Regions from separate parts of the Homo sapiens genome. Here region 2 is linked to region 1. Evidence: chromatin contacts called from ENCODE Hi-C or POLR2A ChIA-PET data. All regions are on one chromosome and are shown on one strand. Each heading gives the region's core, a stretch centred on a gene start or an enhancer-like site at or near the end of the contact. The rest is flanking DNA. Distances are from core to core; before and after follow the strand shown. Region 1 overlaps PXDN (peroxidasin). Region 2 overlaps PXDN (peroxidasin).

Evidence for each region. A loop is a pair of places that touch in the nucleus more often than their neighbours do. ChIA-PET counts read pairs that join two places held with the same protein, here RNA polymerase II (POLR2A). Pooled maps may share reads with other maps.
Region 2: a map of IMR-90 shows a loop between it and region 1 (2.6-fold over the local background). The contact joins two enhancer-like sites. A Hi-C loop is called at or near these places in 30 of 168 maps with a recorded cell type or tissue (IMR-90, MCF 10A, PC-3 and 21 more) and 19 of 50 pooled maps. POLR2A ChIA-PET finds 5 or more read pairs at or near these places in 6 of 52 experiments (AG04449, AG04450, BJ and 3 more).

Annotation. Positions count from the first base shown.
Region 1 is chr2:1,674,106-1,679,402 of GRCh38, forward strand. It overlaps PXDN (peroxidasin), which reads right to left. Exons shown (of 23, transcript NM_012293.3): 8 at 2,822-2,939. Among named protein-coding and RNA genes, the nearest start is that of LALTOP, 51 kb to the left of the region's middle. RefSeq lists an enhancer at 3,358-4,283. Within about 2 kb of position 1,671, at least 11 of the 41 ENCODE cell types and tissues checked have a DNase peak (open chromatin) inside an H3K27ac peak, as active enhancers do; they include PC-3, ascending aorta, heart right ventricle and 3 more, where a contact is called at or near this core.
Region 2 is chr2:1,728,532-1,734,075 of GRCh38, forward strand. All of the region lies in intron 1 of PXDN (peroxidasin), which reads right to left. Among named protein-coding and RNA genes, the nearest start is that of PXDN, 13 kb to the right of the region's middle. RefSeq lists enhancers at 1-259, 260-942, 1,870-2,475. Within about 2 kb of position 1,585, at least 24 of the 41 ENCODE cell types and tissues checked have a DNase peak (open chromatin) inside an H3K27ac peak, as active enhancers do; they include PC-3, ascending aorta, heart right ventricle and 3 more, where a contact is called at or near this core.

The DNA of each region.
Region 1 (5,297 bases), core at 421-2,920:
CGGAAAAAATTCCAAGGAAACATTTTCTTTCGTTTCTGGTGAATTAACTAAAAAGGGTAGAAACATTTTTACATTACTAAAAGCCAGAGCTGTATCTATGTGTATTTTATTTTTTTATTTTAGAGACAGAGTCTCACTCTGCAGCCCAGGCTGGAGCGCAGCGGTATAACCATTGCTCACTGCAGCCTCAGCTTCCTGGGCTTAAGCGCTCCTCCTGCCTCGGGCTCCGAAAGTGCTGGGATTGCAGGTGTGCGCCAGACCTCTCTATCTGTATTTTAACAAACAGTGCCTGCAAGCTGCTGGTTGGCCTCCCTCTGGGATCTGGGAGGAACCTGTGGCACTGCACCACGAAGAGGCCAGGACACAGGTGACCCCACCTTTGCATGGCTTGGCCAGTCCTCGGGCAGCAAGGACCTCCCCTGGGGCCATGCTGCATCACACACACTTCGGGCAGCCAAGAAAAGCTGCAACCTTTACCCCAACGCTCAGTCCTGCCGCCTCTCACCCTCACCCCACCTGTAACTTCACTTTAGTTCCCTTTATGCAGAAGCAGGTGAAGAGGAGAGAGGTGACATTGGATGCCACTGAGATCCCAGTCTATGGCAAGTGTGAGGACAGAGTAAGAACAGCCAGGCACGGAGCCCTCTGAGAATGCAGACGGGCCTACAGAGAACTCCTACTTGCAGATCACCAAGACAGACAAGACCTCTGTGAAACAGAAACCCACTTCCTCAGTGCACGAGATTCATCACCTTCCACGCGAGTTTCCTAAGGAGCCTGTGCAGCCTGGACCAAGCTGGGTCGCTCATGCAGGAGGAGCAGCACCAGCACTGTGCAAAAGCACTTCCCCATGACCGCCCTCAGAAACCTGCCAGCGCGCAGCCAAACCGTCGGGAACACTCGAAAGACCAACGCCCACCTTCTCCCAAATCTTCCTCATGCTCTCCTCGCCTGGCACCAATCCCCCAACTTGCAATCTGTCCTTACCCACAGGGATTGCTGGATGGAAGCAATGTCAGCTTAGGCCCCATAAACAAGACTCTCTCTGATGTGGCCCAATCCCCCCCACCAGAAACACGGCGAGCCAGCAGGTGAGGGTGGCCTGCAGGTGACTCTGGATGTTAGGTAAGGCCAGCCGGCAGGTGAGACTCGAGCTGGTGGAGGGCAGAGCCCAGCACAGGTCACCAGGCCTCAGGGCTTTGGCTCTAGCTCTGCCATATTTAGCTGTGAGATTTCAACTGCGGGCATCAATTTTTTCGTATATAAAATGTAGGTGTGATGGACTGGGGCCAAATTTATGCTTCCCTGACTTTTAAATGCACACAACATAATACTGCAGAATTCCTCCAGTGTTCTCTGGATTTTAAATCTCATCAACTTGGGAGCCATCCAAGACAAAAGCTGTGAAGAGAGTGACTGCACCTTACAGGCTCCTTGTCCGGCACTGCAGCCAAGGTCAATATGACTTTTCAGTCATGAGGATAACAAAATCTAGAGCTGGAACAAACCTCCCATGTCCTCTTCAGCATGAACACATCTTCCCATTCTGTTCCTGACCACTGGGGATGGCCAGCTCCCTGCTCCTGTCCATCTCTTCTATAAACACCACCTTGCCCGAGAGCCAAGCCCAGCCCGGTTTGCCTCTGGAGTCTGGAACAATGACTCAGTTTGTGCCTCATCACAGTTTGAGCCCGAGTATCAAACAATGACTCAGTTTGAGCCCGAGTATCACAGGGCTCACATCTCAGACGCATCCCTCTTGCTGCCTCATGACTAAACATGGCCAGAGAGGAGCAGCGCAGGAGTGCTGGGGCTGGGCCGGCAGGAGGAGCTCCTTCAGAAGCTGTCCTCACGCAGGCAGATGGGAGAAGGTAGGACATGGTGGCTTTACTTCAGGATTTTCTTTTAAGGATTCCTTTCAAAAGGTCACTTTGAAAGTGCTCCACTCCAACTTAGGACCCTCAGTGATTTGGCCCCAGGTGCCTTCCGGCAATCTGACCTCATTCCCACCTAGGCCTCTCTGCCCCTGCACCCAGGTCCTGCCCCACCCACCCCCCTTGCACGCCTTTCACCTCCTCCCATCTCTTCCCCCTAGACTCCATCACTCCTTAACCAACACAGCCCCAGCTCACAAACCCCAGCAGCGCAGGGGTGCTCCCCACACCTGGCTCACAGGTGGGGCTCGCTGCCAGGACGCATGTAATGGTCAGCGGTAGGACTTCCCTCCGTCACCCTGACAGCCGCAGCCAGGGCCGTCTTAGCCTTAACAGGTCCACAGCATGTTTGTGGACACAAGAGAAGACTTCCTTTGTTTGGGAGACAAGTTAGATCCACACGGGAGCTGAGCGAACCTGTGTCAGCAGCTGCATGGCGCTCCAGGCTCCTGAGGACGCCGTCCCAGCAGAGGTCAGGGCCCCTCCCGCACCCACTCAGGTTGGTCACAATGCCCCAGGTCAAGGCTGCCAACAACAGTGACCAGAGCAAACAGGCTGCTGCCAGACGTCAGCAGGCAGGGAGAGAACAACCAGCATGCTCTCCCTCCCTCCCACCGGGAAGGGCCGCAGTGACGCGTTGCCCAGCCAGGGCACCCCTGTGCTGCCCAGGAGAGAGTGGGGAAGGGGCCCCAGCCTGGCAGAAACGTCGTCACACCCCCTGCCATGTAAGACCGGAAAAGGAGCAGAAATAGTTTCTCCTTTGTACTTTTCCCTACGTGGAGGAGGAAAAGTGGACGTGGGCCTTGGTGGGGAGTGAGGTGTGGTTTGGGTGTCTGAGTGTAACTCCGAGAGATGCACAGGGGCATTTCTGTTTGGCCCCAACTCACTTGTTTCGCAGCCAGATGATCTCAGGCTTGGGGTTGCCTTCGGCTCTGCAGGTGAAGTACACGGTGTTCCCCGAGGTCACATCTGCGTCCTGGGGCTCGGAGGTGATCCGGGGCCTTTCTGTGCCCAACCAGAAAATGGAAACCTTTTTAGTCTAAACCATGACATGAAAATAAATGACAACACACGCTGAGTTCTCTGTGTCCAAAAGGAAACCACAGATGCCCAAAGGTGTAATTCAGCCACAAACATCCCCCACAAAAGTGCCAGACTGGCTTCTCTACAGCCCCGTCTATGGTGCGGATCTACATGATGTCTATGCCTCAGGGTGCCATGTTCTGAGCACCCTAGAGACAGGCTGGCTCAGAGTTGGGCAGACAGCCCCAAATGACAGCCTTCGGCGTCCCCTCGAGGCCCTCTGGGAAAGCCAAACACCTGTGCGGAGTGGATACGCCACGGGTCGCTATTTTCACTGAAGAAAAGACAAAAAATAGTACTCTGTAGCTAAAGCGTCCCTGAAAGAATAAGCCTCTAAAAGCACAGGCAGGTGGCAGACACCACAGCTGGAGCAACTCCCAGCCTCCCTCCTCCACAGCTGCCCCGCCCTTCACCCTCCACCCTGGGCAAGGGGAGAATGGCCTCTCCTGCCTCCTGCGTGCCCGTGACTCCACATGGCTTCCGAGGGCCATCCGAGGGCCACCCGAGGGCTGACGGCTCCCAGGCCTTCCTCGAGGGCTGACGGCTCCCAGGCTCCCGTCCCTGGTGGCTGCTCCGGAGCTCCAGGCCCGCACAGGGAGCGGCCTTCTCTAAGGCTCCCCTCAGCAGCCATGAGGGAACCACACCAAGGGCAGGCCTAGGCTTCCATCTCTGCCTCGTCACCTCAGTGTGCGAATCTGTCTCCATGTACATTCTGTGAGCATCACGAGAAGAAAAACACAACCACACACAGGTGTGTACAAGTGAGTGCCTGCAGTGGGGCGGACACAAGCACGGGTACGAGTGTGTGTGTGTGTGCAGCGGAGATGGCTCTGCTCAGTGCTGCCATTCTGCCCGGCAACCAAAACCAAGGCCCTCGACCCAACTTGGGGCTGTCAGCAAGGGCTCCTCCAGGATTGCCTCCTTCCGTCTCCCCAGCATTGCACAGCCCGGGTCAGGAGGCTGGGGCGGCTCTGCCCAGCCCTCCCTGTGCTCCCGTCACTCTGGGAACCGTGCCTCCTCTTCTCTCTCCTCTGCAGCACTAGAGCCCTTGGCTTCACAGAGGTTCTCACCACTCAGGCCTTACCCGGCCTCCCTGCCTCCCTCACACACTCCCCGATTCCCTCTCCCGAGGGCTGCCAGAAAGCTCCTTCTAGAATATAAACATCATCCCAACGTTCCGTAAACCCTCCCATGGCTCCCCATCACCACAAAATCAAAATAAGCTTTCGCTGCTTTCTTCATTATTTAGGCTGCACAACCCTGCAGACACCCTAAAACCCACCTAACTGTACACCTGAACGGGGTGAATTGTCTGGCACGGGAACAATGCCTCGATAAAGCTATTATAAAAAACAAGAATAATCACTGACAGCCAAATTGGAGTAAGGAGTAAAAGTATGACAAAGTCTCCAAGGGCACAACCTCAGCACTGTGATTACGGAAGGCCATGAGTCGGTTTCTTGGAAAACCATCTGGAATGAACACCCATAGGAGCATCAGCGAAAACGACAGGGCCTCGGCTGATTCACAGGTTCTCGCACAGCTCAGCAGAGCTGCCAAGCTGGGCAACACAGGTCCCTGGGCCCCCCTGAGCACCGAGGGCCCTCCCTTCAGGGACGCAGGTGGGGCAGCTCCTTCCACTGAGGGCCGTTTCTGGGAGCTGTTGACAGCCAGTGCCCTGCGGAGCTGAGGGCGGAGTCTGGGTCCGGGGTGGGGAAGCAGCGCAGGCAGGCGGCTGCACAGGGGTCTGGGCCTCTCTTGCTCCCCAGGCTAGAAACCTGAGTGGTGCAGTACCCCCAGCCACCAGGCCGGCGCTCAGTTCTAACTGCCCCTGACATAGCTCCAGCAAGAACTGAGCTAGAAGAAACTTAAAAAAAAAAACTGTGTATTTTTGTCGTATTACAAAACCATCACACAGGGAGATCCTTTCACCTTACCAAAATAAACAGCCGTGTATGTGCATGCATGTGTGTGTGTGTGTGTGTGTGTGTGTGTGTCTATAAATGGTGTGTTTGTGGATGGTGTGTGCATGTGTGTGTGGTGAGTGTGTGGTGTGTGCGTGTATGTGCGTGTGTGTGGTTTGTGTCTGCATGTGTGTGTCTATAAATGGTGTGTGTAGATGGCATGTGCGTGTGTGGTGTGTGTGTGGATTGTATGTGCATGTGTGTGTGGATGGTTTATGTCTGTGTGTCTATAAATGGTTTGTGTGTAAATGGTGTGTGTGTGTATGTGCGTGTGTGTGGTTTGTGTCTGCATGTGTGTCTATAAATGGTGGGTGGA
Region 2 (5,544 bases), core at 335-2,834, 54 kb after region 1:
GCTGGTAAAGCTGACAACGGCCCTCTTGTTTCCACTCTCCTGCCGTAAACAGGGTCTTTTTCAAGGTCTATTTAGGGCCACGCATTTCACACTTTTTGTGCTTTTGTTGGTGATTTTGCTATTTAAAACGGCCCCAAAGCACAGTGTTGCCGTTCTGGCTGTGCTGCCCTCACGAGGAACAGGTGTGGTGGAGAAGCTCCACTCAGGAATGGGGGACAGTGTTCCCGGCCACAGCTCGTTAACAATGTCAGTGAATCAACAATGTACAGAAACAAAGTGTCCTTCAACAGGAATGCACGCGAAACAGGAGGATTTGAAAAAACTTTTGTGGCCACAGATATAGCCCTGCGAGTCCTCTAGAAGCGAGACAGGCCGAGCCCTCTTTTATTCAGCATTCTGGGGCTCTGCAGAACAGGACCACCATGGCTAACCAGGCTCCGCCCCGGGGAACAGCAGGCAGGGCGCTGGGCTGGCTGCTCTGTGAGCTCCTCCCAGTGCGGGGCCCGGTGTGACTATGGGTCTGGTAAGAACAGCTGACTGTGAGGCAGAGATCAAACAAGACACAGACAAGCCACACGGTGCGAACTGTCAGAACCTGGGATAAAGACAGAGCTGGCAAATAAACATACATGACAGGCACAAACGCTAGATGGTTTGGCTCTCAGGGCATACCGAAAATCAAACCATTTGCAGAAAAAACAAATTGTAAGAATCAAAATGCAGTCACTCAGCAAAGAAACATGAGCACTTACACAGGCTGTATTTCCACCATCCCGGGGTCAGAGACGGTGCCTTCAGCCCCTGACCCTCCCTTCAGCCCTCCCTCCTGACCCATTACAGGCTCCCCAACGAAGGTGCATTCTATATTAGTCCTGTAGTAAGTCAGTCACCACTGCTCAGCTACAGAGAACATCCATCCGCAGGATAATATGAACAGGGGCCAGGAAGAAAACACAACAGGGAAAGCCCACCGTAGGCCAACCACCATCCCTGGTGCAGATCAAAACCTCCCAGAATGTTCCTACAGCAGGGTGGGGGAGGGGGGTGAGGGATAAAAGTCTACACGTTGGATACAGTGTACACCACTCGGGTGATGGGTGCACCCAAATCTCAGGATTCACCACTGAAGAACTTATTCATGTAACCAAACACCACCTGTTCCCCAAAAATCTACTGAAATTTTTTTTAAAAAAAGATTTCTCTAGAAATGTGCCGTAAAAACAATCTAGACAGACACACACAAAAATGCATGCAATCACATTTTGGAAATATTGTTTGCAGGAGCAGAAAAGTAGAAACAAAGAAATGACCCATAATAAAAATTCTGTTAGGCAGATTTGGTCATTTCAAACAAATACTGTGTGGTCATTAACAATGATGATGGAGGCCTCTAATTATTGAACAGACACACAATCATAATATATTCCCAGATTTTAAAACCATACAAAGTGCATTATAGAGCAGAACATGTATCATGACCCAATTTTTGAAAATAGATACATGACAGATAAATATTAACAGGTAGACAAATACTGCTACGTACTACACACGCCTGAATGCTTCTGTGTGTGTGCATCTGAGAACAAAGCCCAGCTAATGTTTCTCCTGAATGACAGCAATGTGAGTAATTTGTTTCACTTTGTTCCTGTTTATTTTTAAATTTTTCTAACATGAACATGTGTAACTTGCATAAAAATATTTTAAAAATATGTTGTAAAAGAAAGCTGGATGATGCAATTAGTGGGTAAAAGAGCAGGCATCATAATTCTTAGCTTACAGCTTGTGGAGAAAAAGCTGCTGAGCCCTTGTGGCAAACAGGCCTGGCAGATTATACCCCTCTGTGTGCCCAACCAAACTCCACACCTACAAGAGGTGAACAGGGATGGGCAGTTGAGGGGTCCTGGGAGAGAAGGCAGTGGGGCAACTTTCCAAAGCTCTTACAAATTCATACACAACTTTAGAATTGCGCTAAGTAAACAGGAAGAGCCGGGGCTCCTTGGCTAAAGGGCAGCACCGCAGTCAGGCTCAGGGTATGGCGGACGGCCCAGCCACAGGCAGGGGAGGAGGCATGGTTTACATCTGAGTAAAACCACTTAAACATCCAGCTCCTGGTCCCCAGAAGCCAATGATCCAGGCTGAGAATTAGGGATTCCTGCTGGCTTCCTTCTAAGCCTCCACTGGTGACCCATTACTTCTCTAATTACCCAGGGCACATGTGAGGTCAAACCCAAATCTGTCCCATCCCTTAGAGAAAAGTCTTCAGTTAAGCAACTAGATTACAAGCAATCCGGCTGTGACCTATGGTTCCAGTCGCTGAAACCATTCTACCCTTAGCGCAATAATCACACTGGGCCATGATGCATAAACAAACTGCCTTTAATCCCCAAATGATAACAAAATGCTTCCTGTGAGAAGAGGAGGGAGAGAGTTTTAAAACTATCTGTGGTAGTACTTGCTACAGCCCACATTAGAAGCTGGGTTGGGAGGTGGTAAAATCACTGTAAGTCCCAGAACACAGAAGCAAGCAAAGGGAATATCAACATCACAGACCTCTCTGAAAAGTGATAAGCAGGCAGAGCTGCTCCATCCTTGCCAACAGAACACTGTTGAGAGCGCGCGCGCACACACACACACACACACACACACACATGAACTAGTGAGAGGAAGTTTTAAGAGAGCGAGCAATAATTGTGTGCTATTAAACTTTGGGACAGCTATGGCAAAAACTGAGAAGCTCACGGTCCACTTCCACTTCCTGGACATGCAGCTGACCTCCGCATCCCAGCACCCTTGCATCTGGGCTTCCTGGACAGGCAGCTGACCTCCGCATCCCAGCACCCTTGCATCTGGGTTGAGACGTGTGCTGTCTCTCCAGTGCGCTGGGAGCAGAAACAGCGCATCAGCTCCGAGCAGGTGGGAGCAGAGAGCCTTCACATAACCTCCTCTCTCCCCTTCCGTGACAGCTTCGAGGCCAGGGATGGATGATGGTGGAGCTTCAGGCGGGGCACAGCTGGGATCCTTGGGTCAATGTCAGAGCAAACATGTTCTTACCAAGCCAGACTAAACAGCTTGGCTTGTGACAACTACTCACCTCTGCCTCTGCCAGAAGTGGGCAGCCACAGACGAAATGGAGACAGATCGGCCTGACACATCCCACAGAGCTCAGGCACAAAACACGCAGCTATCCCAAGGCTTAGAGCTGAGCCTCCAGTGAAGAGCTGCCCAGCCAAGAACATTTGCACGGGGTTTTGTGTGAGTGGGGCAGGAACTCACACTGTTTTAAGGCACTGAGGTTCTGCCATTGTTCAGGACACCAACTAAAGCCGAATGGCCCTGACTAAGGCAACAGCATTCCAAAGACAGATGGAGAACACCAGGATTGAGTCATTTTCATCTTTTCTTAAATATGAGCTTGGGAATGTGAATGTGGTCATTATTTTATGATGTTATTTATTTTACCACACCTGCTTGCAGAAGAATTCAGAGATGTCTGCTTTAGAACAAGATGGGATTATAGGGGCAAGACTTTCTCTTCTGTCTGAAACAACCAAAAACCAAAAAAACTGACAAAATATATGAAGCAACTGTTTTCAAGTTACTGGGCATCAGCCAACAAAGCACTGATCCGTGTGATGGAAAACAGATGTAGCCAGCAGAAAACGGCCCCAGCTCATTGCCTAAGAGAGAAGACAACGCTGAGAACCCGGGGAGGCCAGGCAGCAGACCTGGCAGGACAGAGATGGGACGCCTGAGCCCTCCCGGGATAGGGAGAGAAAAGGCCCAGGGGCCTGCAGAGCGTCCAGCACTGAGCTGAGCCCTGAGCTGCACAAACTGCCCACAGCCAGAAAAGAGCCACCCAAATGGAGTAGGGATCACAGGGTCACACACACACGGGGCCAGAAGGATCACAGGGTCACACACACACTGGGCCAGAAGTGAGCAGTGCCGTTCTCATCAGCCAGACTGAAAACCTCATGATTCACAGGCAGTTGGTATGGGACATGGAAGGGCCTTGCCTCAGTTGTTGAAAACGATGAGCCTTAGTAAAGCACTGCTCCAATCCTGCCCAACACATCTTAAAAGCAAGACCTTAAAGAACCAAACTGTTTCCATATAACTGTACCAAGTACAAAGCTCAAGGATAATTATAAGAAAACAAAAATATCCAGTGCTCACCAAAGTGAAATTCCATTGTCTGGAATCTGCTTAAAAAATGATATGGCATGAAAGGAAGGATATTACAATCCCTATTGAGAAGATTAAATTATTCAATTAAAACCAACCCAGAGCTGCCACAGATGTTAGAGTTAGCAGATTATTAAAATTGTATTTATTCCACAAGTTCAAAACACCAAGTAGTCATGGAAGGTTTGTTTTTAATACCCGCATTTTCTAGAGGTGAAAATCACAATGTCTGATTTGAAAAACATGTAGAATTAACAGCAAATCAGACATTGAGAAAGAAAGACTTGTTACTTTCAAGACAAAAAATAGAAACTACCCAAAATGAAACACATAGAGAAAAAGGCACAGTAACAAAAAATTAAGCAATGGATGAGAGAGCTGTGGCCTAATACACGTATAACTGGAATCTTCAAAAAGAGGAGACAAAGATGGGGACAGAAAACATATCTGAAGATGAAACACCCCCAGATTTTCCAAATTTGAAGAAATCTGTAAACCCACAGGTCCAAAAATTTAAAAATAAAATTAAATAAAAAATTAAAATCAAAATTTAAAAACCCAAGCACAAAAAACACAGAGAAAACCACACCAAGGCATATCATAATCCAATTGCTCCACACCAGGGATAAGGAGAAAATCTTAAAAGCGGCCAGAAACACACAGACGTTGTACTGACACGATATGGGTGTCAGTAGATTCCTCATGGGAAACAATGTGAGAGGACATTTTTAAAGCGGTGTCGGCTGGGCGCAGTGCGGCTCACGCATATAATCCCAGCACTTTGGGAGGCCGAGGCGGGTGAATCACCTGTAGTCAGGAGTTCGAGACCAGCATGGCCAACATGGTGAAATCCCGTTTCTACTAAAAATACAAAAATTAGCCAGGTGTGGCGGTGCGCGCCTGTAATCCCAGCTACTGAGGAGGCTGAGGCAGGAGAATCGCTTGAACCCGGGAGGCGGAGGCTGCAGTGAGCCGAGATGGTGCCACTGTACTCCACCCTGGGCAACAGAGCAAGATTCTGTGTCAAATGACAAAAAAAAAAAAAAAAAAAGCAGTGTCAGAGAAAATCACCAACTCAGAATATTACTCAGGAAAATATCATTCAAAAATTAAGGCAAGGTAAAGAAAGCACTGTTTAAACATCCAAAAGCTAAAGGAATCGATTACCAATAGAGCTGCACTATAAGACATTTTTTTTAGAGCTCTTGAAGTAAAAGGACTGAAATATGAACCTACGCAGAGGAATAAGCAGCACTGGAAAGAATAAAAACATGTCTCTGTTTATCTAAATCTCTAAAAAGATAACTGACAGCTTAAATGAAATAACAGAAGTACAGTGTGGAGTTTATAACATATGTA